Regions from separate parts of the Homo sapiens genome. Here regions 1 and 3 are each linked to region 2. Evidence: chromatin contacts called from ENCODE Hi-C or POLR2A ChIA-PET data. All regions are on one chromosome and are shown on one strand. Each heading gives the region's core, a stretch centred on a gene start or an enhancer-like site at or near the end of the contact. The rest is flanking DNA. Distances are from core to core; before and after follow the strand shown. Region 1 overlaps LINC02446 (long intergenic non-protein coding RNA 2446). Region 2 holds the start of CLEC7A (C-type lectin domain containing 7A). Region 3 overlaps KLRC4-KLRK1 (KLRC4-KLRK1 readthrough).

Region 1 (3,816 bases), core at 800-3,299, 430 kb after region 2:
CTGCCCCAGGCCTTCTAATGAGCTCCCACTTGAGGCCTGTGGAAAAGACCTGGAGACTCCCCTTGCAGCTAGGACTCTCAGTGACACATGAAAGCCCAACTGAGCTTAAGACTTTGTTCAAAATTTAGTGTTTTTATTTTACTTTTATGGCTGCCATCTTTTCCTCTTATGCTCTGCCAAAAATGAAACCGTCTATGAGTCCCATCTCTCCTTAGCGGTGCATGTCCCGCTTGGAGTTCAATTTAAGTGGTTGCCTTGTGACCTCAGCACTCTGATGTCCTCAGATAAAGTTATACTTTTATACATTATCTGAATTTTTCTTGTTGTCAGGTGAGAGCGATTATCTCTGTGGCTTTTTGTTTTCTAAGCACAAGTCCGTACAAGATGTTTTTTTTTTTAACTCAACTGGTTCAGTTTCTGTTAATACATTATTTTTGAGTTAGCATTATAATATTGCTTTGCTGGAATAAAGTCCTTTGTAAAAATATATTTCTGGATGATTTTCAATGAGGGCACTCTACTAAGTGAATTGTAGGCTATACTTTATATAATTTTATTTCATATGCTTATAAAATAAGAAGAATCCATGACACCTTTTAACTTAAAAATTGAATCAAAATAAAATCAGGCATAGAAAATTAATAGTGATGATCTTAAATTGATTTAAATACAATTGATACTATTAATCTGAAAATGACTAATTTTATATGAATATCCACATAAAGACAATAAAAATAATGATAAAATTAATAAATTTGGACATTGAGGAAAGAGACATGAAAATATCGAAGTCTTCACATTTTCATACCAGAGAAACAATCTTTACTACAAGTAAAACATATTTTTAAAAGAATAAAAGTCTAGTGACTTCAAAATCTTTATAAAAATAGTATTTCTCTTAATCTTAAAAGGGAAAACTTAGGAAATAGTGTCTTATGTTAAAGAAACATTAATTCTAAATATTAATTCATTTAGTTTAATTTTCTGCCTTATTTTCTACTAGATCCTGCTAATGTAAAATTTAATAGTTTTTTTACAATTAAAGCACAATATGTATAGTATAATCCTATTTTACTAAATGCTTTTCTGTCCTAATATTCTACTTATTCATCTGTATATATATCCAACTATAATACATTAATAGATTGTATAATCACAATGACTATTTCTTGGTTACATATAACATTTTGGATTAAAAAAAAACTTTTTCCTGTATAATTACCTGCAATTTTTCGTATAGAATCTATAATGTATTTTAAGAAGCAATTGTTTGTTTAATTAAACAAACTTTTTTAAATTTAAAAATGACTGGAAGGGTATTTAAAAGTATTTTAAGTACTCTTTAAAAGAATTTTTAAGTAATTACAAATGGTGTAATTTGTCTTCTTTGTGCTTTTATGTAACAATTTCTAAAAATATTTCATTTTGGCTTCCAGATATTTAATCTGCATGTTGTCATGCCTTTGAGAATATTGGACAAACACATTTGTAAAATTTCATGTGTCATATGTATTATCAGGTAGACACATAAAGAAGAGCACACAATAACTGGAGAACATTGTAGAGAAACTCCAGAAATGTGTTCAATAAAATATAGCACCTTAAAGCAAAAAAAAAAAAAAGATATTTTAACTCTTGGTGATTCTGAGATAAAAACAAACAAAAACACCTGTATATTTGTATCATAGATCAATTCTACATCATCTTTGATTGGAGATTACAAGTAAAATCTAAAACACATACACGCTAAACACACTCCTTACATATAAATTGTACTAGTGCACATTTAAATATATGTTTAATATGCATATATATGTTTAATATATAATGTATACCATTTGAACTTAATTAGAAAATAGTATATGTAGAGGGAAATCGATCTCTTAAAAAGTGGTGGTTAGTGTTAGCAAAAGGCATGCAGGGCTCAATAAATATTTGTGGAAAGAATGAAGGTATGAATGAACAAATGTATGTATGAATTAATATCCAAATCTAGAGAGACAGAGTTAGAGGGATAACAGCCCAGTGGTTTTCTTATTCTCAGGGTTTTTCCCTCCCTCTCTTTCATGCCCTAGCCAGGCACTCTTTTTCGATAATTTGCAAAGAAAATACTATGAAGAGTCTGAAGTAAAAGTTCACTTGTTGAACCCGATGTTTTCTTTCCCCCAGGCATTGGGAAGGGGAAGGCAGAAAAGCGGAGTGCAAAATGAAGTGGTAGTGGGTGCTAACTAACAAGAGAACCTTTGAACACGATGGGACAGAAATAAGGTCATGCATTTTCTACTATCTGTCACCTGTGGACAACTTGCCACTTCAACAGTTCTGGACACTTTTAAGCTCCCCCGAGGAGAAGATAGGAAACTTGGACACCCTGTGTGGGATTGAGAATCACAAAGGGGCAGTCTCGCACCTGGTCAAGATAAAGCTGAACTGAACTCTTCATTCACAAGTGGGATTCTCGTAAGAGGCAGGAAAGCAGGGACCGTCTGTCACTACAGACAGCAAGAAGAGGTGAACCTTAATGAGGGAAGAAAACAGATTCTATTAGGGGAAAAAAACATTTAATCAGAAAATAAGGCTCTGGAAAGAAAAGGCCAATTGGGGCTTTGTCTGAAGAAATAACAGAGTATTTTTCTGCCAGAGAAAGCAAGTCCAAGGGAGGAATTTTCAGATTGACCAAAGAGTATTGGTCTACATCATTAGTACTTTCAGTGAGAAATAACTGAAAATAAACTAGAGCAAAAGTTCCCCAGGTGTGGTTCCAGGACCAGCAACTGAAACATCACCTGGGAACTGTTAAAAATGCAAATTCTTGGGCTCTCCGCCAGAATCACTGAATCAGAAACTCTGAAATGGGACCCAATAATCAGCAGCTTAACAAGCTCTCCAGGTGATTCTTATGCCAAATAAAGTTTGAAATTCCCTGGTGCTGGCGCTGGAAGCAAATGAGTCACAGCTGTGAAGAATCCCTACCATTAATACCCTGGGTGGGATAAATAAAAATGGGAAACTAAAAAGTTAAATGATCAGAGGTTGGCTGTAGTTCAAAAGTAAGGATATACCTGAATATAAAATTCTTTCTTAACCTAAATGCAAAATGGGAATATGTTTAATCATTTATATAGCATCTCACTGGTTTTTTCCAGCTTGAGACATGATTCACAAAAATTGTATATATTTAAAATGTACATGATGTTTTGATATACATATACATTGTGAAACAATTACCACAATGAAGTTAACATAACCATGACCTCACCTAGCCACCATTTTGTGTGTGTGGGGTTAAAAACCCTTAAGACCTGCTCTTAGCAAATGTCAAGTATACAGTACCTTATTATTAACTATAGTCACCATGCTGTACGTTAGGTCTCCAGAACTTACTCATCTTCTAACTAAAAGTTTGACTAACTTCTCCCCCAGCCCCCAACCCCTGGTAACTACCACTCTACCCTTTGTTACTGTGTCTTCAACTTTTTTAGATTCCACATACAAGTGAGATCACGCAATATTTGTGTTTTGGCGTCTGGCTTATTTCACTTAGAATAGTGTCCTCTAAGTTTATCCATGTTGTCACAAATAGCAGGATTTCCTTATATATTTATAGAATAAAAACTAGACCGAATTATGCATTATGTTTCTTTCCTCTTCCCAATTTTTGATACCTGAAAATGATAATCTCCAGGTCAAGCCTAACAGAGCATTGCCTGTTGCCCGATGGTAATAACACCAAGAGCAGGCGCAATGCCTATATGGGGTCAATTTATAGCCTAGACACATAGCTCTAAACACATTCTCAGTGATTCATTCCAATTA
Region 2 (3,417 bases), core at 594-3,093:
TACCTTCTTCTTCAATTGCTGGAATTGTAATTTCGGCACATTGGCTTGATAACTGTATGCTCCTAATTTCAGTTCCACATTGACATCTACAGGTCTTGACATTAGTAGGATCCCTGAAATCCCACTGATTCTTAGAGGAAATAGCTTAATGTTGGGGAGATAGCACTGATTACTAAGGGTAATTTTCCCTTTTCATATGTTTGTTGCATGACCCTGGGCAAATTACTCCCTTTGTTGTTTTTTATTCCTCTTTGTGAAACTGGGGTAATAATATCTCAAAGGATTATTGCGGGAATTAAACGAGCTAACACATATAAAAGCACCTTGTTTAGAGACTGCTAGCACATGATAGGTGTGTTGTTGCAGGATACCGTTTGCCTACACATATGCATAAACATGCGCATGTCTCCCTACCTCTTGCCTCATCCACTTTTTCCACGCTTCCTCAATAGGTTGCCCAAGAAAAGAATTACATCAGTGCTGAGAGGAAAATATTTGTGCAGTGTGAATAACCAGAAAGCAGAAGAAAGCAAACTCTGGTGTCAAAACCGACAAATGATCTCTCTCTCTCAAAGATAATAGGGAACTAATTTTGTATGAACATTGCCATAACCAGAATGTATTTCTGCTTTCCACTGTGACTAAGCTGTCAGGACATTTCATAGAATTGTCACATAGGAGAATCGTAGAGTAGGCTAAATCACCCATTCTATGAATACAGAGATCCTCCAATGCCCTTCTTTCTATTTCATTTCATTTACACTTTGTTTAAGACTCATGTCCTGCTGGTGGGATGTTTTTATCTACCATATGTTCATATATTTTCCATCACTGGTATACCAATAATTGTTTTTTGTTTAAAAACAATTTAAATTAATCTCTTACCACAAAAAAAAAATGTTGTTCATATATATACTTCTTTAAGTTTCCTGGCCTCCATTCGATAATCTAGCCTTTCTATCAAACAAGCAACAAGTCACTCATACAGAAATCCTTTATCTTTGTGTATTATCCCACTTATTACCAATTCCTCACTGATGAAATGTCTATATCTATAGAAAAGAGAAATTCTATTTTCTGCCATCAGACATAATTAATTTAAACACTAATAATTGGTCACTGAATAATTTTCATGAAAAAAGGTTTAGGGTGCATTCAATTTATCTTCAGTGACATCTGAAGCCTTTAAAAGTATATCCATAAAAATATACACATCACGAGGCTCTCAAATTTTCTCCCCTTATATCTTTTTGTTTTGTTTTTATTTTTATTTTTTTTCAGAGATGGAGTCTTGCTCTGCCACCCAGGCTGGAGTGCATTGGCATGATCTTGGCTCACTGCAACCTCCACCTCCCAGGTTCAAGTGATTCTCCTGCCTCAGCCTCCCAAGTACCTGGAACTACAGGCGTGCACCACCATGCCCGGCTAATTTTTGTATTTTTAGTAGAGACAGAGTTTCACCACGTTAGCCAAGCTGGCCTCGAACTCCTGACCTCAGTCAATCCACCCGCCTCGGCCTCCCAAAGTGCTGGGATTACAGGTGTGAGCCACCATGCCTAGCCTCCCCTTATATCTTTTCAAACGGGAGAGCTAAAGGCACACATTAGAAAAAACATATATATACCTTTCTCTGAAACAACAGCTATCCTGGTATTGCTTTGAGAGTCGAAGTGTAATTGAGTATATCCATCTTCATCCAAATTTTCTAAATCAGGATGATATTCCATTGTTCTTGAGAGCCCCTGAATAGATATAGCATTTGGGAGCTCTTTTCTTTCTGCTCCTGAGATGACTGTCTGTGGACAAAAGAGAATCTCTGAGTCAAATCATGTGGGCTAGGTACTTACCGGAGTTTAACAAATTAAGCTTAAGTAGTTCAACCAGATATTCAAGAGCAGGAAATGAAACTATGCTGTGGTAATTTTCCATTTGTACCTTTAGATCCTGTTTCTGAGACTGCTGACTCAGGAAAACTAAAAGGCAGCATAGCAGATGAGTCTTTGTTTCAGACCAAATGTAAGAAAAATGCATACATTAATGTCTTATGCTGCCTTCATTACTCTCACAACTAAGTCTGACATTAATTAATTTAACCGATGCAAACTATTTCAGTTTTGGTGCTCCAAGTTTACCATAACTTTGTTCATGTATTTATTCATGTATTTTTTAAATTACATAAACAGGTACTGGATGCCCACCTTTTCAATTGGTAGGAGCTTACAATACAAGGAAAAATGATACCTATGAAGAAACTCATTGCTTAATAAAGGAAATATATAGATAGGTAAATGAGGGATGGCATGAGGAGATGCATTGTTGTAACAACAGACAGAGAAAACAAATCTCTTTGGGAATTATCAGATATTAACACAAAATAACATTTATTGAACAATTACTATGAGCTAAGTACCACATGTTGTACATATTTTCTTGTTCAATCTCACTTTTCCAAGTCTATATAGTAGGCATTATTATTTCTATTTTCAAATGAAAAAATGAGACAGAAAATTTAGCCTCTTTCTCAGGTTTAAGAAGCTAATTTTAAAAATTTAGAGCAAGGAATCAAATCAAAGCTGACTCTTGCTGCAAAACTCGTGGTCTTTTCTGTTACGCTACACTGCCTCTTTCATCATTCCATACACTTATATTGCAAGGAACAGCTTATGGAAGGTGTTGGGACTGAAATATTATGTTAGATGTTTGATTTTTTTTCCCTCTCTTCCAGTTTCCATAGTAATGATCAAATCAAAGAAATATAGAAAACACCTAACATTGCTGGAAACTGAAGAGGTGTTCAACTCATTTATCCGACCTTGAAGCCAGTAGAGTGCAGGAGACATCTGAGTGTTGTCAAGGATCAACAAATCTGGATACTAGTTAATGTGGTGAGGACAGGTTTTATTCAGTAATACTATTGCAACAGGAACCAGTGCAGCATTAACTGAACTCAACTTCCCCAAAAGTAAAGCTGATGACATTTTAAAGTGGAGTTTGCTAAGGAAAAGATACTGAGTGGTGTTAAGGAAAGTTAATGTGACTAGACTCTCTGGATTTGTTAATTGGCCCTTATCCAGAGGACAGAGAAACTTTGCCTATCTATATGACAGAAGGACATGGTGATAGTTGAAGTGAAGCACCCAGCTAAGTTGGTCCTTATGCTGCATCTGAAAGAAAGAGCAAGATTTATCTCCCTGAATGTTTGCATTTCAAAGAAACAGCTCCCAAGTCCTTGAAGAAACAGTTCTGTGTGGTAGATTTGCTTCTCAAAGGGCAGAGAAAGAATTTAACTGTAAGATTTATTTTTCTTTTCTTTCTTTTTTTTTTTTTAGACGAAATTTCGCTCTTGTTGCCCAGGCTGGTGTGCAAATGGCACGATCTCGGCTCACCACAACCTCCGCCTCCCGGGTTCAAGCGATT
Region 3 (3,559 bases), core at 214-2,713, 270 kb after region 2:
TCCTCTTGAGGTCTTAGCCAAGAGGTCCTGGCGTTTTTCTGCACTGTAATAATGTTGTCTTCATAATTTGACATAGAAGTAATAGTACCAAAGCTTAACAAAAATAAGTAAATAGGAAATTACTGATATTTTCATAATATCATTCTATATTTATTTATTGAGCTTTTATCTATTATGGAGCAAGCATATTGTTTGGCCATGAATAAACAAAGTTCAATAAAGTATAAAGCACAGTTCCTATCATCTAGTTGTCCACACTCTATTTAAGGCATACACAGAAGCAGATGGTTTTAAATTAGTATGTAATTCACAACGGTAGACACAAACTCTGGGTGTTTTAAATGATAGTATTATAAAGGACAATTTTCTAATAGGTCTCCAGTATTAAATGTGAGAAAATGGTGTTAGAGAAGGTGTCCTAGATTGGGTGATTTCTGGAGATTAAAAAAAAAACGTTAGAAATCAAGGTAATGTTGTTAAAACATACAAAATACCAAAGACAGAAATCTCTAAAACATAGAAGAGAGACATTAAAATGAATAAAAAATGCTATATGCAGTCCAGTATTGTTGGTTTATTAAGTGGCGTTATGAAGAGCTGGAGATGAAAACAGCCTGGGGCAACCTGGAACCACAAGAAAGGGTGTGAGTGATGTAGGGAAAAGAAAGAGAGATCAGACTGTTACTGTGTCTGTGTAGAAAGGGAGGAAGGCCACTGTCTCCTGCCTGCCCCTGGGAACTGAATGTGTCGGTATAAAACCCGATTGTACATTTGTTCAATTCTGAGATGGGGGAAAAACCACCCTATGGTGGGAGGCGAGACACGTTTGCAGCAATGCTGCCTTGTTATTCTTTACTCCACTGAGATGTTTGGGTGGAGAGAAACATAAATCTGGCTTACGTGCACGTCCAGTCATAGTACCTTCCCTTGAACTTAATTATGACGTAGATTCTATTGCTCACATGTTTTTTTCCTTATTATCACCCTGCCCTCCTACTACATTCCTTTTTGCTGAAAGAATGAAGATAATAATCAATAAAAACTGAGGGAACTCAGAGACCAGTGCCCACTGCAGCTCCTTGGTATGCTGAGCGCCAGTCCCCTGGGCCCACTGTTGTTTCTCTATACTTTGTCTCTGTCTTATTTCTTTTCTCAGTCTCTCGTCCCACCCGACTAGAAATACAGGTGTGGAGGGGCAGGCCACCCCTTCAAGTGAGAAGAAAGATTTATAATCTAAGCTATGTTGTTTGATAGTACCATGTAGTCAGTAAAAAGCCTTTGAGGGGTTTTAAGGAAGAGGTTAACAAGGCAGGGTTTCCATGCTTTGAGCAGACAATGTGACCTACTCAGAAGATAATGAATTTGATATTAATGGGGCTAGAACAGGCACAAATGGTTAAGGGCCACATGCCATAGAAGCAAATGATGTTTTTACGTGGAACTGTGATATTAACAAAGAAAACTATTTCTCAGTGGAAATACCAATCTCTACCAGAAAGGAGAACTAATTACTGACAATGCTACACTAGAACAGATTTAGAATGTAATGTTGGTTTCCTTCTCTGAGGAAGTGGGGTGTATCTAAATGGCTGTTATTGTTATATAGCAACATTGTGGTTGCTGCATAGTAACCTTGTGTGTTTATTACCAATTTATTGCCTCTTAGTTTCAAATCTATCCTTCACCATCCTGCTCTACCATAATGAAAGCAGAGCCCATAAAATTTCTCCCTTGCCAGCTTATATGATAAATTTTGTCCCTAAAAGGCAGTGTGTAGTCTGGAGGAAAAAGGGTTTTTCTTCCTGGTTTTATGATACTTTCTCTCCTTTTGCTCCTATGACTGTGGCTACCAGCTGCATGTTTGCATAACATCCTGCGGTATTTACCCTCCAGCAAGTTTTTGTTAGCTGTCCGGATCCCTGTTACATGCCTTCCGGTATCTAGCTCCAGCACTCTGGAATGAAAACTCTTCCTCCTGGCCAGTCACAGCGTGAGATCCATCCTCGCCAATTTCAACTTGCTAGTTTTAGAACTGCCCTGTCCTAGGGCCACCCACAATTGTTGAATTGTCATTTTAAACACCTTCAAAGACTAGAAGAAATTAATTCATCGTGGAAATATTCATTTTATTCAGCACTTAGAAATAACAGTTCTTGATAATATTATGATTTATAATTTATACATGGTGTATTTTAATGAATTGCAGGTGTTTAAGAAATAAGTAACATAGCAGGGCGCGGTGGCTCATGCCTGTAATCCCTCACGCCTACAATCCCTCACGCCTGTAATCTCAGCAGTTTGGGAGGCCGAGGTGGACAGATTGCTTGCGGTAAGGAGTTTGAGACCAGCGTAGCCAACATGGCGAAACCCCATCTCTACGAAAAATTAGCCAGGCATGGTGGTGAGTGCCTGTAGTCCCAGCTACTTCGGAGGTGGAGGCCGAAGAATTGCTTGAGCCTGGAAGGCTGAGATCTCAGTGAGCCGAGACTGCCACTGCACGGGTGACAGAGCGAGCCTCTGTCTCAAAGAAAGAAAGAGTATGTACCTGGATATGTATTTTTAAAATAATGTAAAGATTTAAAAATAGTTCGAAGAACCTAATTGTATGGCTTTTGAAGCAACTAGAAGTATGTTCTTTACAGATGGTGGGAGTAATGTTATATTAAGTTTGTGTAAGCTATAACACTTAAGTGTTTATAAGCATGTTTATAAGCTGGTGTTTACAAGCATGTTTTTATTTCCGAACAAAATTCAAAAGAAGTTTGTCTTTGTAAAAATTCAGATGTGCACAGTTCTTGTTCCTCTCTGAAGATATTGGAAATGTATTGCTAATACTGGTAATATATAACAATTTTTTTATGAATAGATGACTTATTTAATAGTTACGTATCTAAATCTGAATATTTTCTATATAATTTGTCTATGGAAACAAATATTTATACAATTGTTCACATATTGCTCTTTTCTTTGTAATGTTATTCCTTCTAGGTATAAAATATAGACGTTCTCAAGAAGATTAGTGTTTGCAATAGAAAGCTGGGCCATTTGGCCACACCTGCAAATGATTATTGGTTTTGCGGGAGACTGCAATCCATAAAAAATTACTGGCAGAGTTTGAGAATTTGTATAAGAAAACAAATTTTATGAGATGCAAAATCAATACTATTATACTAATTTAAATTTTGTAATAGCAAAGCTAATTCTTGTTACTTTTCAGTCTTTCAATTCACTAAGATAATGAGTGTTACGCACTGAACACATACAAATGTATTGCTGTGACTGAATGAAGAGGACAAATTAACAAAGCAATTCCGAGGCCCTGGAAATTGATCAAAGGCTAATAATCATTTGTGAACTATTTATTCTTGGAAAAACTGCTAGAGATTCAAGGAAGAGTGCAGCAAATTTGTAGTAAGTTTACCTAGTGCTGCTCCCGTGCCTTCTGCCCACCCACCACACCCAGCACAGTGAGTAACAGTTGCAGTTTTTACAGCTGGGGGAAAATCAACAGTGTTTTTTGCCACAAGGACAGACTTGATTAGCGGTCAGAGGTTGGGGC

What was found. A loop is a pair of places that touch in the nucleus more often than their neighbours do. ChIA-PET counts read pairs that join two places held with the same protein, here RNA polymerase II (POLR2A). Pooled maps may share reads with other maps.
Region 1: a loop to region 2 is called in a pooled map, with 2.2 times the contacts of the local background. The contact joins the enhancer-like site here to the promoter of CLEC7A in region 2. A Hi-C loop is called at or near these places in 3 of 37 single-sample maps with no recorded cell type and 7 of 50 pooled maps. POLR2A ChIA-PET finds 5 or more read pairs at or near these places in 1 of 52 experiments (activated T-cell).
Region 3: a pooled map shows a loop between it and region 2 (2.8-fold over the local background). The contact joins the enhancer-like site here to the promoter of CLEC7A in region 2. A Hi-C loop is called at or near these places in 2 of 37 single-sample maps with no recorded cell type and 1 of 50 pooled maps. POLR2A ChIA-PET finds 5 or more read pairs at or near these places in 2 of 52 experiments (AG04450 and common myeloid progenitor, CD34-positive).

The regions. Positions count from the first base shown.
Region 1 is chr12:10,555,167-10,558,982 of GRCh38, forward strand. All of the region lies in intron 1 of LINC02446 (long intergenic non-protein coding RNA 2446), which reads left to right. Among named protein-coding and RNA genes, the nearest start is that of LINC02446, 3.7 kb to the left of the region's middle. Within about 2 kb of position 2,050, at least 4 of the 41 ENCODE cell types and tissues checked have a DNase peak (open chromatin) inside an H3K27ac peak, as active enhancers do.
Region 2 is chr12:10,128,356-10,131,772 of GRCh38, forward strand. CLEC7A (C-type lectin domain containing 7A) reads right to left here and starts at 1,844. Exons shown (of 6, transcript NM_197947.3): 1 at 1,625-1,844. The coding sequence starts at 1,727. LOC105369655 (a long non-coding RNA gene) reads left to right here. Exons shown (of 4, transcript XR_007063208.1): 2 at 2,726-2,885; 3 at 3,330-3,417.
Region 3 is chr12:10,393,973-10,397,531 of GRCh38, forward strand. The region is part of intron 4 of KLRC4-KLRK1 (KLRC4-KLRK1 readthrough); the gene reads right to left. KLRK1-AS1 (KLRK1 antisense RNA 1) reads left to right here. Exons shown (of 4, transcript NR_120430.1): 4 at 2,207-3,559. Among named protein-coding and RNA genes, the nearest start is that of KLRK1, 5.7 kb to the left of the region's middle. RefSeq lists an enhancer at 1,586-2,227. Within about 2 kb of position 1,464, at least 15 of the 41 ENCODE cell types and tissues checked have a DNase peak (open chromatin) inside an H3K27ac peak, as active enhancers do.